Linked DNA regions of Homo sapiens: region 1 is linked to region 2. A link is an interaction called in ENCODE POLR2A ChIA-PET data of the cell type or tissue named here. Cell type or tissue: PC-9. All regions are shown on one strand. Each heading gives the region's core, and the rest is flanking DNA. Links, peaks and the distances in the headings are about the cores only.

Region 1 (7,921 bases), core at 1,701-6,700, 400 kb before region 2:
TGAGGATATTCTTCTTAGATAAAACAAACTTTTTTTTTTTTTTTTTTTGAGACGGAGTCTCACTCTATCACCCAGACTGGAGTGCAGTGGCACAATCTCAGAGGCATAATCTCAGCTGACTGCAACTTCTGCCTCCCAGGCTCAAGTGATTCTTATGCCTCAGCCTCCCAAGTAGCTGGGATTACAGGCATCCACCGCCACATGCGGCTAATTTTTGTATTTTTAATGGAGACAGGGTTTTGCCATATTGGCCAGGCTGGTCTCGAACCCTGACCTCAAGGGATCTACCTGCCTTGGCCTCCCAAAGTGCTGGCATGTGAGCCACCGAGCCCACCCAAAACTCAATTTCATTTGAAACAACAGAAAGCTTTTTGCACGTCTACAGTGTGCACATTTGATGCCTAAAACAGAGACTGTCAAAGAATCTTGAAATGTCTAGGTAGGAAGTTTAGGCCAAGAAGTCAACTAGTGTATCCCTCTGACCATGTTATTTTGTGGGTTTTTTGTTTGTTTGTTTGCGAGACAGAGTCTTGTGCAGTGGTGAAATCTCGGCTCTCTGAAATCTCCACCTCCCAGGTTCAAGTGATTCTCCTGCCTCAGCCCCCTGAGTCACTGAAATTACAGGCACATGCCACCACACCCGGCTAATTTTTGTATTTTTAGTAGAGACGAGGTTTCATTATGTTGGCCAGGTTGGTCTCAAACTCCTAATCTCAAGTGACCCACCCACCTTGGCCTCCCAAAGTGTTGGGATTACAAGTATGAGCCACCGCACCCGGCCCCACTCAATATTGCTCTTGCACCATCATTCAAAATGTCAGGCAGGGTGTGTTGGCTCACACCTGTAATCCCAGCACTTTGGGAGGCCGAGGCGGGCAGATCATGAGGTCAGGAGATGGAGACCATCCTGGCTAACATGGTGAAACCCTGTCTCTTCTAAAAATACAAAAAAAAAAAAAAAAAAAAAAAATTAGCTGGGTGTGGTGGTGCAAGCCTATAATCCCAGCTACTTGGGAGCCTGAGGCAAGAGAATCCGCGCCACTGCACTCCAGCCTGGGTGACAGAGTGAGACTTGGTGTCAAAAAAAAAAAAAGTCAACAAAATAAAAAGAGCAAATCTTATGTTAGCATTGTTACAAAAATGATTTTGACCTCTTGGACTTCTTGAGAGGATTTGGAGACCACACTTTGAGAAATGATGCCCTACAGGCACCAAACTTCTTGGTGTGGCCCAGATAGCTCTCCATGACCTGCCCCTGCCAACCTCTCCAGCCCCGTCTCTCATACCATTCCATCTCTAATCAAGCCCATGCTTCAGCTGGGAAGAATAGACTCATTCTGCAGAGAAAGAGACCTGGCTCTAGAACCAAAACCAAGCTGCCTAGTTGCTCAAGAAGTGATATTCTTTTTTTTTTTTTTTTTTTGAGATGGAGTTTTGTTCTTGTCACCCAGGCTGGAGTGCAATGGCATGATCTCGGCTCACTGCAACCTCTGCCTCCTGGGTTCAAGTGATTCTCCTGCCTCAGCCTCCCGAGTAGCTGTGATTACAGGCATGAGCCACCACACCCAGCTAATTTTTGTATTTTTAGTAGAGAAGGGGTTTCACCATGTTGGCCAGGTTAGTCTCAAACTCCTGACCTCAGGTGATCCACCCACCTTGGCCTCCCAAAGTGCTGGGATTATAGGAATGAGGCACTGCTTCCAGCCAAGAAGTGGCATTCTTTCATGCTTCCAACCTCTGGGTGATATGATTTGGATCTGTGTCCCCACCCAAATCTCATCTTGTAGCTCCCATAATTCCCATGTGTTGTGGGAGGAACCCAGTGGAAGATGATTGAATCATGGGAGTGGGTCTTTCCTGTGCTGTTCTTGTGATAGTGAATGGGTCTTACGAGATCTGATTGTTTTAAAAAACAGGAGTTTCTCTGCATAAGCTCTTTTTTTGCCTGCTGCCACTCATGTAAGACGTGACTTGCTCCTCCTTGCCTTCCACCATGATTGTGAGGCTTCCCCAGCCAACCAGAACTGTAAGTCATTAAACCTCTTTCTTTTGTAAATTGCCCAGTCTCCAGTATGTCTTTATCAGCAGCATGAAAATGGACTAATACACTGGGCCTTTGCTTGAGCTGCTCACCCTGCCCAGAAGCCCCCTTCCCTTCTGGTGAGCTCCTATTCAGTCATCAAGGTCTAGTTCAAATATCATTTCCCCTGTGAAGCCTCCCCTTTCCCTTCAGTATACACTTACACTATTTTGTACAACTTTCATTTATAAAACTTAATACATTATAGAGTTCTGTGGTCTGAATGTATTCCCCCAAAATGCATATATTGAGACTTAGTCACCAGTGTGATGGTAAGAAGAGGTGGGGCCTTTAGGAGGTGATTAAGTCATAAGGTCAGAGCTCTCATGAATGGGATTAGTAACCTTATAAAAAAGGTTCAAGCCTGGGTGCAGTGGCTCACGCCTGTAATCCTAACAGTTTGGGAGGCTAAGTGGGGAGGATCACTTGAGCTCAGGAGTTTGAGACCAGCCTGGGCAACATAATGAGACCCTGTCTCTTAAAAAAAAAATAATTTAATAAAAAATTTTTAAACTTAATTTTTTCTTTTTTTTAATTCAAGAGAGCTGTCTTCCCCTTCCCCCACGTGAGGATGTAGCCACAAGGTACCATCTACGGAGCACAGAACAAGCCCTTAGCAGACACCGAATCTGCCAGTGCCTTGAGCTTGGACTTCCCAGACTACAGAACTATGAGAAATGAGTTTCTATTACTTATAAATTATGCAGTCTAAGGAATTGTGTGATAGCAGCCAGAGAGACTAAGACATTCTGGTTCACAGGACCTTATCAACAACTCAGACATCCCCAAACTGAAAACTGGACCTTATTTATTAACGTACTCAGTTCTTAAACTTGTCCTGAATGGATGTGAGGTTATTTATCATCTTTAAAAAAAAAATCTTATTTAGTGTGAATATCCATACATTTCACTGCAGCAATATTGTGTTTGATACTGAGGTGTTGCTGCAGGCCCCACTGGAGTACCATGAGAATCATGGCCCATATTACCTTTCTAAAATCTAATAAATCCTGAAATCTAAAACCTATATGACTCCCAAGGATTTGGGTGAGGGATTGTGGGCTTGTATTATGTTTCCTTGAGTATGTCCGCCTCTTCTGCTTAGCTGATATCTGTTAGGAGGGTACCATGCCCTAAACACGTCTGTATCCCAGATTCCAGCAGAGTGCCTGGTATGTGGTCGCATGAAGCAAAGTCTGTAGTGGCACACGTTGAGCTTATGAATTCCCATAACTCTATGGAGAAGTCCCACACCAAATTTTAAGGAGCAGATCGGATTTCAGAATTGCAGGGTAGAGTTCAGGTTACAACGACAGATTGCACATATGCGTCTAATTTTGCTCCCTCCTGAAACCTCACTGAAACTTCTGGAAGAGGAATACTTTTTTAAAAAGAGACATAAACCCACAATGTTGAGAAAAGCAGGATGGGAAAGCACGGCCACAAGAGGGGAGGGACGGGGGGTCACTGGTTGTCAGGCCTGGGAAAGCCTGACAAATGAGTCCCAGGCAGCCGTGGGAAGGCTGAGCATGGATGCGATTGACAGGACAGACTCTGCCAAAGACAGAGAGCTGGCAGCGCCAGGTCCCTCTGCGAGTGAAGGGGGTGATGGTGGTGCTAAAATAAGAAAGACTGGTGGGGGAAGTTATTTAGGAAGCTCTTAGACCCCTAGATCCCCTCCCACCTCACACCCCCGCGCCCCCACAGCGGAAGTCTGGAAGATTATTCTCAGGAGAGGGTAAAACAAAGCTGCTCTGAATCGGGGGATGCCAGGCACATTGAGGACATGAGTACTGCTCAGAAAAGCCAGGGATAAAGGAGTCAAATGTATCTTAATGTTGAACGTGGCAACACCATACGCATACCCTTCCAGGCCTGCCACTCTGCTTGTTTCCTGGGACCCTGACAACCAAACCCTTACCCCCCAGGCAGAGGACCGGAAGATGACTAGCTTAAAGAGAAAACAAGAACACTGGATTGGGTTTCCCAGCAAATAGCCACCCAGACCACCCTGCTGCAAAGTTTGAGTGGATGGTGCCTGGTGCTCAAGCTCCCAATTAACTTTGTAGCTTTTTATTGAGAAGAGAGCTAAGAAATACCTCACATTGAAGAAAAACCTTGAACATGGAAGAGAGAAACCAAAACAGACAGGACCAGACAGGATCAAAGCAACCAGGAAGAAACAGACACCATGGATCTGGTATGGTGTCTCACGCCTGTAATTCCAGCACTTTGGGAGGCTGAGGCGGGTAGATCACCTGAGGTCAGGAGTTCGAGACCAGCTTGGCCAACATGGTGAAACCTCTATCTCTACTAAACATACAAAAATTAGCCAGGCTTGGTGGTGTGTGCCTGTAATCCCAGCTACTTGGGAGGCTGCAGCAGGAGAATCGCTTGAACCCGGGAGGTGGAGGTTGCAGTGAGCTGAGATTGCACCACTGCACTCCAGTCTGGGTAACAGTGAAACTCTGTCTCAAAAAACAAAAAAGAAACAGACACCAAACACCATGCATGGAGTTAAAAAAAAAAATCATTTTGTCTTTAGAGAGATAAAAGATTATTGCATCCCACAACTGAAACAAAAACAGGGTTCCGTTTGGTAACATTCAAAGATTTAGAAAGAGCTTTAGAAATTAAAGATAGGATTGTTGACGCTTTAAAAAATCAATAAAAGGGTTGGAAGATCAAGTTGAGGAACCACTGAAGAAATTAGAGCAAGGGCCGGGTGCGGTGGCTCATACCTGTAATCCCAGCACTATGGGAGGCCGAGGCAAGAGGGTCACTTGAGCTCAGGAGTTCAAGACCAACTTGGGCAACATAAAAAAAGCCCTCTCTCTGGCCAGGCGCAGTGGCTCACACCTGTAATTCCATCACTTTGGGAGGCTGAGGCAGGCAGATCAGCAGATAGAGACCATCCTGGCTAACATGGTGAAACCGCGTCTCTACTAAAAATACAAAAAAACTAGCCAGGCATGGTGGCGGGCGCCTGTAGTCCCAGCTACTAGGGAGGCTGAGGCAGGAGAATGGCGTGAACCTGGGAGGTGGAGCTTGCAGTGAGCTGAGATCACGCCACTGCACTCCAGCCTGGGTGACAGAGCGAGACTCCGTGTCAAAAAACAAACAAACAAAAACCAAAAACAAACAAAACAGAAAAAAAAAAAGCCCTGTCTCTAAAAAAATAATAATAATTTTAAGTTAGCCAAGCATGGTGGCATGTACCTGCAGTCCTGGCTACTTGGGAAACTGAGATAGGAGGATCGCTTGAGCCCGGGAGTTCGGGGCTGCAGGGAGATGATCTCACCACTGCACTCCAGCCTGGGTGACAGAGCAAAAAAACAAAAGAAAGAAGAGAAATTAGAGCAACAAAGACAAAGAGACTGAAAATAGGAAAGAAGGCAGGTGCGGTGGCTCACACCTATAATCCCAACACCTTGGGAGGCCAAGGTGGGAGGATGACTTGAGTGGAGGAGTTCAAGACTAGCCTGGGCAACATAGTGAGATCCTGTCTCTGAAAAGAAAAGAAAATAAATGAAAATAAAAGGTGGAGGGGAGGGAAGGGCAGGGAAGGGCAGGTCAAGGAAGGGAAGGAAAGGGAAGGGAAGGGAGAAGGGAAGGGAGGAGGGAAGGGGGAAGGGAGAAGGGAAGGGAGGAGGGAAGGGGGAAGGGAGAAGGGAAGGGAGAAGGGAAAGGAGAAGGGAAGGGAGAAGGGAAGGGAGAAGGGACAGGAAGGGAAAAGGGAGAAGGGAAGGCAGAAGGGATGGGAAGGGAAAGGAAGGGAGAAGGGAAGGGAGAAAGGAAGGGAGAAGGGATGGGAAGGGAGAAGGGAGAAGGGAAGGGAGAAGGGATGGGAAGGGAGAAGGGAGAAGAGATGGGAAGGGAAGGGAGAAGGGATGGGAAGGGAGAAGCAGGGAAGGGAAGGGGGAAGGGAGAAGGGAAGGGAAGGGAAGGCAAGGGGGAAGGGAAGGGAGAAGGGAAGGGAAGGGAAGGGAAGAGAAGAGAAGAGAAGGGAAGGGAAGAGAAAGGAAGGGAATCCAGTCTGGGAGATCCAACATCAGAATAACAGGGGTTCTAGAAGAGAACAGAGAGAATGGGGAGGAAATCATTAATGATCAACTCAAGAAATTTTGCAGAATGCATATTTCTACACTGAAGAACCCTCACAAGTGCTGAGCAAGATGGATGAAAATAGACCCAAGTTAAGGTACGTTGCTGTGAAATTTCAGAATCCTGAGAGGAAAAAGGAAGATTCTATAAGCTTCCAGAGAGGGAAACACAGAATCAGAATAGCTTCAGTATTCCCATAGCAACACTGAGGGCTAGACGATGACCCAATGCTGTCAAAGGTTGGAATGAAAACGATCTGTAATCTGTAATGTAAAATTCTATTATCAGTGCAGGTATTAACCAGGTATGAATATTTGAAATGTTTAGACATAAAAATTTCCAAACATCTAAGATCTCAAAATACTTTCCCACGCAGGCTTTCTTGGCAAGCTACAGGAGGAGAAGCTCCATTGAAACAAAGAGTACAGATTAGGGAATGAGAAGATGTGGGTTCAGTAAGCCAGAGGTCTACTACATGAGAGAGTGACAGTCATACCCCAGACAGTGTGGAGGGAGGGCAACCAGTCCAACCAGTCCCCAGGAAGTCCTGTGACTCAGCAGATAGGCAGACATGTTTGGGTGTTACCACCAAGATCCTAGCTTGAGTTCAAGGAAGAAAATGCTGAGAGACGTGGAGTTTTAACTGTTGTCTAGGGCTGACTTGCCTTGACCAGGTGCTAGAAGAGTTTCTATTCTCCCTGCAGGCGTTTCAGCTTGGTGTTAGTGTTCAGCTTTGGCCCGCTCCAGAGACCTGAAGATAGACCAATGAGCGGAGAAGCGAAACAAACAAACAAACCAAAAAATGGAGCAGGCTCCTCTCCTTGAATGTTTTTCTGCCAGACTGCAGTTCACAGCTCACCCTACAGCTCTTTCAGAGGCCCCCATATCCACGGACTTCCCTGGAAGCCCCTCTTGCAGACAGCTGGAGCCAGACCGTGGATCCACACTTTCGGCCCATTTTCTCCTAGGAAACCTTACCTAGTAGTAGCAATATTGCCTTTTACTTACCATGTTTTGAGCTTGCTTCTTCGTTTTCCAAAACCAAACAAGATATGGATACACATAGATAGTAAAACTGCACAGGAGTGCAAGGGAATGTTTAACTAAAAAATCAGAATAGAGCCCTGGTTCAGTGACTCACACCTGTAATCCCAGCACTCTGGGAGGCTGAGACTGGAGGATCACTTGAGGCCAGGAGTTCAAGACCAGCCTGGGCAATATAGTGAGACCCTTTCTCTACAAAAATATAAATAAATTTTTTCTTTTTTTTTTTGAGACAGTCTTGCTCTGTCACCCAGGCTGGAGTGCAGTGGCATGATCTTGGCTCACTGCAACCTCTGCCTCACAGGTTCATGCAACTCTCCTGCCTCAGCCTCCCAAGTAGCTGGGACTACAGGCACCCACCACCACACCTGGATAATTTTTGTATTTTTTGTTTGTTTGTTTGTTTGTTTGAAACGGAGTTTCGCTCTTGTTGCCCAGGCTGGAGTGCAACGGCACGATCTCGGCTCACTGCAATCTCCGCCTCCCGGATTTACACGATTCTCGTGCCTCAGCCTCCCGAGTAGCTGGGATTATAGGCACCCACCATCATGCCCACTAATTTTTGTATGTTTAATAGAGACGAGGTTTCACAATGTTGGCCAGGCTGGTCTTCTACTCCTGACCTCAGGTGATCTGCCTGCCTTGGCCTCAAAAAGTGCTGGGACTACAGGCATGAGCCACCGCACCCCAGCC
Region 2 (7,677 bases), core at 98-5,097:
AGCCAAGGGAGAAGGCGGACATCACACCTCCCAGCACGCGAGCATTTTTGGTCATCGCCAGTGTTGTTCCCGCAAAGGCCTTTTGCACCTGCACGCGGCTCCGGGAGGAGACTTGGCCAGTGGTCAGAAGACGCTTGGTAGCATTGGCCAAGCGTGGGTTGGCTCTGAGTTTCCAAAATGCACGGACGTTTTTCTTGGCATACTTCAAGGTGTTTCTAAGATTATAGATAATCTTTCCAGCAGCTGTGACATAGTCTGCCTTCTCTTCCTCATCCTCCCTGTCCTCTTGGTCGTAGGTGGGCAGTATGTCTTCCGCCCGTGCTTGGGCTTCTTTATTTTTGGAGCGTTCCAACGTACCACTCACGATGCTGGTGACCCCAGCTGCTGTTGCCAAACCTTGACCAGCGGTGGAGAGCAGCAGGCTTCCTCCTCCTGTTGCTGGGGCAAGGGCTAAACCCAGGAGGCTCATCACTCCAGAGATGACAGCAGTAGAGGTGGCCACCATGTTAGCCTTGGTGAATTTCTTGTGGGTTTTGTCAATATCGTCTGCGAGGGCACGGAGCTTGTCAATGTTCCCTTTCAGATCTTCTTTCAATCTGGGAAATTCTCTCAAAAATATTTTTTCTTCGGGGGACAGATCTCCGTCTTGTAGCTCCACGTCTTCACACAGAGGAGCGTCATCCTCATCCCTGAGGAGAAATGAAATAAAGATTTTGCTTCAGCTTCCCAGATGGGAAAACCCATGTGGCTCTTGGATATTCTTGCCACTCTCAGCTTCGAATCCTCCCTGTACCTCCCTACAAAATCCCCTGAAAAGTCCTAGAGCATTGTAGAGTAGTTCAGCCTTCGCTGAAAACTACTGGTTCCATGGAAAAAAGAAACACATAAGAGGGGCATGTGGAAGGACAAATGTGAATCACCCCAGCCTTGGTCAAGGAATGGGGAAGGAAAATTAAGTCCTGAGGTATGTTTTCAGCCTTGTTCAGAGAAAGCACAGCACTGCTGCAGAGGAGGGGCAGTGGGGAAATGTTAAAACCCCACTCAAGATAAAGAACTTGGGAACAATGGCGGGAGAGTTCTGGGAAAAGTAGGAGAAAGAGAAGACAAGGTGGTGGGCAGGGGATGAGCGTCCCAGATGTGTAGAAGTGAGTAGGAGGGTGGAGGGGGCCATATTGCATCATACATCCTCCACTCTAATGACCTCGAATCTGGTTACTCTGGGGTGTGTCTTTGCTTCTATCAGGAGTTGCACATTGAGAGTTGAGATAAATTATTATTCATGTCCTGAATGCTCTCCTTGCTCTTGGTCAGCTTTACTTGACCCTTCAAGCAGATGGGATTAGTCCTTCATGGAAGAAGTTTGGGACAAAGAGACCTAGGCCCCTCTTCCTCCAACATTTTACAGGATGAAGTACGAAGGGATCTTTGCCAGGCCAGTTGGCTTTGACCTTCAAGGCAGAGCTGCATCAGGGTGAGAGCAAAGCCTGCTGCTTGGGGCATTTTCTCATGCAAGGTGCCATTTGTGCATTTCCTTCAGGGTGAGCCGAGGAGGCCTGGTGATAACAGATGCCCTGGCCCAAAGAAGAACATCAGAGCTGGAGGGAGGCCTGGAGAGGATCTGGGCCACCTCCTTTATGATTCAGTGGGGGGCCTCAAGCCCAGAGAGAAAAGAGGACACTCCCAAAGGAACATGCAAGGTAAAGATGGAGCATTGGGTGGGCTCTGAGTCCTAAACTTGGTGCTTTCTGCCTTTCCTCTCACCTGTCAGTTGATGTCAGGGCCTCCTCATTGAAGTATATGTATGTCCATAAATGTATTTATCTTTAAATCTCTCTTTCCACACACACACGCACACAATTCCTCAGTGGGAAAGATTAGAAACTAAATATACCATCGAGCATATGTTTTAAGTGTTAATGAATTAATAAATTTAGGCACAATTATCTATTAATCCACAGGTGTAAATCAGTTAACAGAGCAGAAGGTCACCAGGGCTTGCAATGGGGAAGGGGTGGGATGAAGGCAAGCGGGGTGGCCCTGACAAAGAACCCCAGACATAAAAGATGCCATAGGTTAGCCCACCCTGATCTCTGTGTTTCCTCAAGGTATGCTAGACAAAAAGAAACAGCAAATAGATATGTAGCTGCAAAGATCAACAACGCCACTGTGTATGAACTGTAAAGTTTTTGGTTTTAGCATGGTTGATAACTAACAGAAGCTTGACTTCATGTGTTTCTTAATTAAACCAAGCGTCTCACATGTGAACACCTCTGCTCCAGTGAATCCTGTATCAGCTGGTGATGTCTACTGGCATTGGATAACATTTCAGTCCAGTTCCATGACATATTACACATAGAGTTCGTCTAATTCACTCAGCAAATATTTGTTACTTGCACACATTGTGCAGGGGGCCGGTGGTGCTACGTCTGCTGATTTACAGACAACTGGGCTTAAATTCATTAATTTGTTAACACCAAATGGCTTCCTTCCTTGGTGATATATGAGCTGAAGAAATGGAGTTCCTGTCTTCAAGACAGTTGCAGAGATGAGGCCCCAGAGTGGAGCAATTTTTGTCTTTGGAGTCCTATTGCCCAAAGCCATGCGCCTGACTTAATCTTGACTTGCTCTCCAAAATATTTACTTTAGCTCCATGAAGTATTTTTTTCCCTAGGGGAACAGATTTTCATATGCATAATGGAGACCAGCGGTAAGATAAGGCCCACTTAACAGCTAATCCTATCAGAGCACATGTATTCCTTATCGTGAGGATGCCTGCAGCATTTCAACAGAATCAGCCCTCTCCCTGGGGACTACACCCTTTGGATTACCTTTGCAAACCAACACCAGCCTCACTTTCTCTCTCCGCCTGGTTGTCCATCAGCCTCTGTGGCAGCAAATCTGTGTCCCCAGGAGTCAAATGATTTTCTGGTCAGGAATGTAGAAAAACAACGTTACTGCACATATGATGAAACCTTATGAAATTCAGGTGTGGAGGGATTTTGGATTATGTACTATCAAAATAACAACCACATAGCATACTAAATATTTGCAAACTATTATTTGAAAATTGTATGTTGAGGTGTAGCTTACATACAATAAATGCATACAGTGAAATAGTCAGTTCAATACATTTTTACCTCTATATTGGAGGGTAGCAGTATACACCATCCCAAAATATGCCACTTTGGCATAAGGATTATTTTGAGCCAAATGTAATTGAGAAGAAGTGGGTACAAGAAAAGTTCTCCACCCTCCCTCTATTTGCCTAAAAGCAAGACATAAATTGACAAAGGTAAAGCTGTCCCTTGTCTCCTCACTAACAAGAAGGATAAAGTTTGATCACCAAAGATGACATTGACTTACTTTCCCACAAGTTGCTCCTGCTGGAGACTCAAAACCCTTTTCCATTGTCTTGCTACTTCTCTAAAAATGTACTGTTCATTGTTGGAGATGTATTGAAGCTGGAATTCAAAGCTACCTCTTTGAGAATTATTTAATCCCTGGATCTCTCCCATGTCCATATGAAATAGACATGTTAATACGCTTCTGCTTGGTTTTCTCTCGTTAATGTGTCTTGGGTTACAGGAGTCTGTTCCAGCTAAGAACTTATGAGGGTTGAGAAAAAAATTACTTTTCCTCCCATACATAGCCAAGGGCTGGTAACAACTCAAATACATCAATCAACAGAAGAATAAACAAACAAATTATAGTTTTTTTATATAGTTAAATATTACATAGCAATAACAATTTTGAAAACTACTGATACCCAAACAACATGGAATAATTTCACAGACATTATTATTGAGTGAAAGAAATCAAACAAATGGCTCCATTTATATGAAACTCAATAATATGCAAATGAATTGGTTGTAGAAGTCAGAATCGAGGTTTCTTCTCGGGTAGTGCGATTATTGACTGGGAGGAGGAAGTACAAGGAAATCTCCTTTTCTCCATCTTGACCTGGGTAAGTGATTCCTTAGATGGATATTATAAGAGAGGAAAAAATAATTTTCCCTCTGCCCTTCTAAGTTCTCAGCTAGGATCCTTGTAACCCAAGACAGATTCATAAGAGAAAAACAAACAGGAGTGGATTAATATGTACCTCTTAAGTGTATGTAGGAGACACCAGGGAATAAATAATTCTCAAAGGAGTGGCTTGGAACTCCCTGCTTATATAGCCACCTTCAACAAAGAACTATACAATTTTAGAGAAGGGACAAGATGAAGAAAAAAGACTTTGCATCTTGAGGGCCACCAAATTGTGGGTAGACAAATAAATAGGAAATGAAGGATAGAAAGAAACTAGTCAGTAAGTTTTGTTACGCAGCTTCCTCTGGTACCATCTCCAGGCCTATAAGGGTCTAAAGTTCTCAGTGGTTAACCTTTATTCTCCTTGATAGAAAGACCTTTGTAAATTTAGATCTTGCTTTTAGGCAAATAGAGAGAGGACAGAGAACCTTCCTGCATCTGCTGCTTCTTAATTGCCTTCGCCTCAATAATCCCTATGCCAAAGAGGCATATCTGGGGGTAGCTTATTCTGTTCTCTCACAATTATGACCACATAGACTGTAATGATTAAAGGATCATTTTCACCAAACAAAGCAGTAATTTACAAGGCCCCTTTGTACAAATTGTATTCCCAAGAACATAATATGTTGTGATATTGTGATTTATAATTATATATAGATATATAATTACATATACGTGTGTATATATATGTGTGTGTATGTGTGTGTGTGTATATATACATATATATATATATAGAGAGAGAGAGAGAGAGAGTTCTTATCCCCATTTCTGGCACAGGGCTCTTAAAACCCTTGGAATTTCCTGAGCGATGAGAGCAGTAAAGGTGAAAAGAGCATCTTTTCTTAACCATAACCGACCCCTTTTAGCCACACCCGAGTTTATGTTAATGAGGTGACTTTAGAAAGCCTCCAAGGATGGGGGGCTGCTTGTCTGGGGAAACAACCATGTGATTTGAGGGTTGGAATATTCAGCCCTACCCCTTGAGTTCCAGGAGAGGAGAGAGACGGGAGATTGAGTTAACCACAAATGGCCCATAGTTTCTTTAATCCATCATGCCTGTGTAAGGAAGCCTCCATAGAAACCCAAAAGGACAGGGTTCAGAGAGCTTCTGGGTTGGTGAACACATGGAGGTACCTGGAGGGTGGTGTGCCCAGAGAGGGCATGGGAACTCCATGTCTCTTCCCCCATATCTTGCCCTGTGCATCAATTCCGTCTGGCCATTCTTGAGTTGGATCCTTTATAATAAACTAGTCATTGTAAATAAGTGTTTCCCTGAGTTTTGCAAGCTGTTCTAGCAAATTATTGAAACTGAGGAGGGAGTTGTGGAAACCTTCCATGTGTCACCAAGTTGGACAAAAGTTGTGGGCAACCTGGGGACCCACCACTTACAACTGGTGTCTGAAGTAGGGGCAGTCTTATGGGACTGAGCCCTTAACCTGGGGGATCTGATAGTATCTCCAAGGAGATAGTGTCAGAATTGAGTTAAACTGTAGGATGCCAAGTTTGTTCTCATAAAGAAGTGGAGAATTGCTTGGTGTAGGGAAAAAAACTCACATATTTTGGTGACCAGAAGAAGGTAAATTGGTGTGAGTATTGAGGGTAGTAGTAGAGTTCAGCCTCCTTCCTTCACCTCTCTCGCACACGCCCTCTTGCCCTTCTGCCTTCTGCCTTCTGTCATGGGATAACACAGCAAGAAGGTCCTTGCCACGTATCTCAAAATAATAAGAGCTATCTATGACAAACCCACAGCCAATATCATACTGAATGGGCAAAAACTGGAAGCATTCCCTTTGAAAACTGGCACAAGACAGGGATGCCCTCTCTCACCACTCCTATTCAACATAGCGTTGGAAGTTCTTGCCAGGGCAATCAGGCAGGAGAAAGAAATAAAGGGCATTCAATTAGGAAAAGAGGAAGTCAAATTGTCCCTGTTTGCAGATGACATGATTGTATATCTAGAAAACCCCATTGTCTCAGCCCAAAATCTCCTTAAGCTGATAGGCAACTTCAGCAAAGTCTCGGGATACAAAATCAATGTGCAAAAATCACAAGCATTCTTACACACCAATAACAGACAAACAGAGAGCCAAATCATGAGTGAACTCCCATTCACAATTGCTTCAAAGAGAATAAAATACCTAGGAATCCAACTTACAAGGGATGTGAAGGACTTCTTCAAGGAGAACTACAAACCACTGCTCAATGAAACAAAAGAGGATACAAACAAATGGAAGAACATTCCATGCTCATGGGTAGGAAGAATCAATATCATGAAAATGGCCATACTGCCCAAGGTAATTTATAGATTCAATGCCATCCCCATCAAGCTACCAATGACTTTCTTCACAGAATTGGAAAAAACTACTTTAAAGTTCATATGGAACCAAAAAAGAGCCCACATTGCCAAGTCAATCCTAAGCCAAAAGAACAAAGCTGGAGACATCACGCTACCTGACTTCAAACTATACTACAAGGCTACAGTAACCAAAACAGCATGGTACTGGTACCAAAACAGAGATATAGACCAATGGAACAGAACAGAGCCCTCAGAAATAATGCCGCATATCTACAACTATCTGATCTTTGACAAACCTGACAAAAACAAGAAATGGGGAAATGATTCCCTGTTTAATAAATGGTGCTGGGAAAACTGGCTAGCCACACGCAGAAAGCTGAAACTGGATCCCTTCCTTACACCTTATACAAAAATTAATTCAAGATGGATTAAAGACTTAAATGTTAGACCTAAAACCATAAAAACCCTAGAAGAAAACCTAGGCAATATCATTCAGGACATAGGCATGGGCAAGGACTTCATGTCTAAAACACCAAAAGCAACGGCAACAAAAGCCAAAATTGACAAAGGGATCTCATTAAACTAAAGAGTTTCTGCACAGCAAAAGAAACTACCATCAGAGCGAACAGGCAACCTACAGAATGGGAGAAAATTTTTGCAATCTACTCATCTGACAAAGGGCTAATATCCAGAATCTACATGAACTCAAACAAATTTACAAGAAAAAAACAAACAACTCCATCAAAAAGTGGGCGAAGGATATGAACAGACACTTCTCAAAACAAGACATTTATGCAGCCAAAAGACACATGAAAAAATGCTCATCATCACTGGCCATCAGAGAAATGCAAATCAAAACCACAATGAGATACCATCTCACACCAGTTAGAATGGCGATCATTAAAAAGTCAGCAAACAACAGGTGCTGGAGAGGATGTGGAGAAATAGGAACACTTTTACACTGTTGGTTGGACTGTAAACTAGCTCAACCATTGTGGAAGTCAGTGTGGCGATTCCTCAGGGATCTAGAACTAGAAATACCATTTGACCCAGCCATCCCATTACTGGGTATATACTCAAAGGATTATAAAACATGCTTCTATAAAAACACATGCACACATATGTTTATTGCGGCACTATTCACAATAGCAAAGACTTGGAACCAAGCCAAATGTCCAACAATGCTAGACTGGATTAAGAAAATGTGGCACATATACACCATGGAATACTATGCAGCCATAAAAAAGGATGAGTTCGTGTCCTTTGTAGGGACATGGATGAAGCTGGAAACCATCATTCTCAGCAAACTATCGCAAGGACAAAAAACCAAACACCGCATGTTCTCACTCCTA

Evidence for each region. Peaks named below come from ENCODE experiments on the same cell type or tissue, not always from the same donor. Only the 100,000 strongest peaks of a DNase experiment are listed, where the experiment ranks them.
Region 1: POLR2A ChIA-PET joins it to region 2 with 7 read pairs; 1 of 35 experiments calls an interaction of 5 or more read pairs at or near these places.

Annotation. Positions count from the first base shown.
Region 1 is chr22:36,051,592-36,059,512 of GRCh38, reverse strand. No RefSeq gene overlaps it. Among named protein-coding and RNA genes, the nearest start is that of RBFOX2, 27 kb to the right of the region's middle. RefSeq lists an enhancer at 6,288-7,487. In PC-9, for the core only: no CTCF peak of the experiment used is centred there; a DNase peak (open chromatin) is centred at 2,342; H3K4me3 peaks cover 616 bases; H3K27ac peaks cover 4,832 bases.
Region 2 is chr22:35,651,627-35,659,303 of GRCh38, reverse strand. It overlaps APOL6 (apolipoprotein L6), which reads right to left. Exons shown (of 3, transcript NM_030641.4): 2 at 2,829-2,925; 3 at 1-689. The coding sequence starts at 2,878. Among named protein-coding and RNA genes, the nearest start is that of APOL6, 7.0 kb to the right of the region's middle. In PC-9, for the core only: no CTCF peak of the experiment used is centred there; a DNase peak (open chromatin) is centred at 2,893; H3K27ac peaks cover 2,027 bases.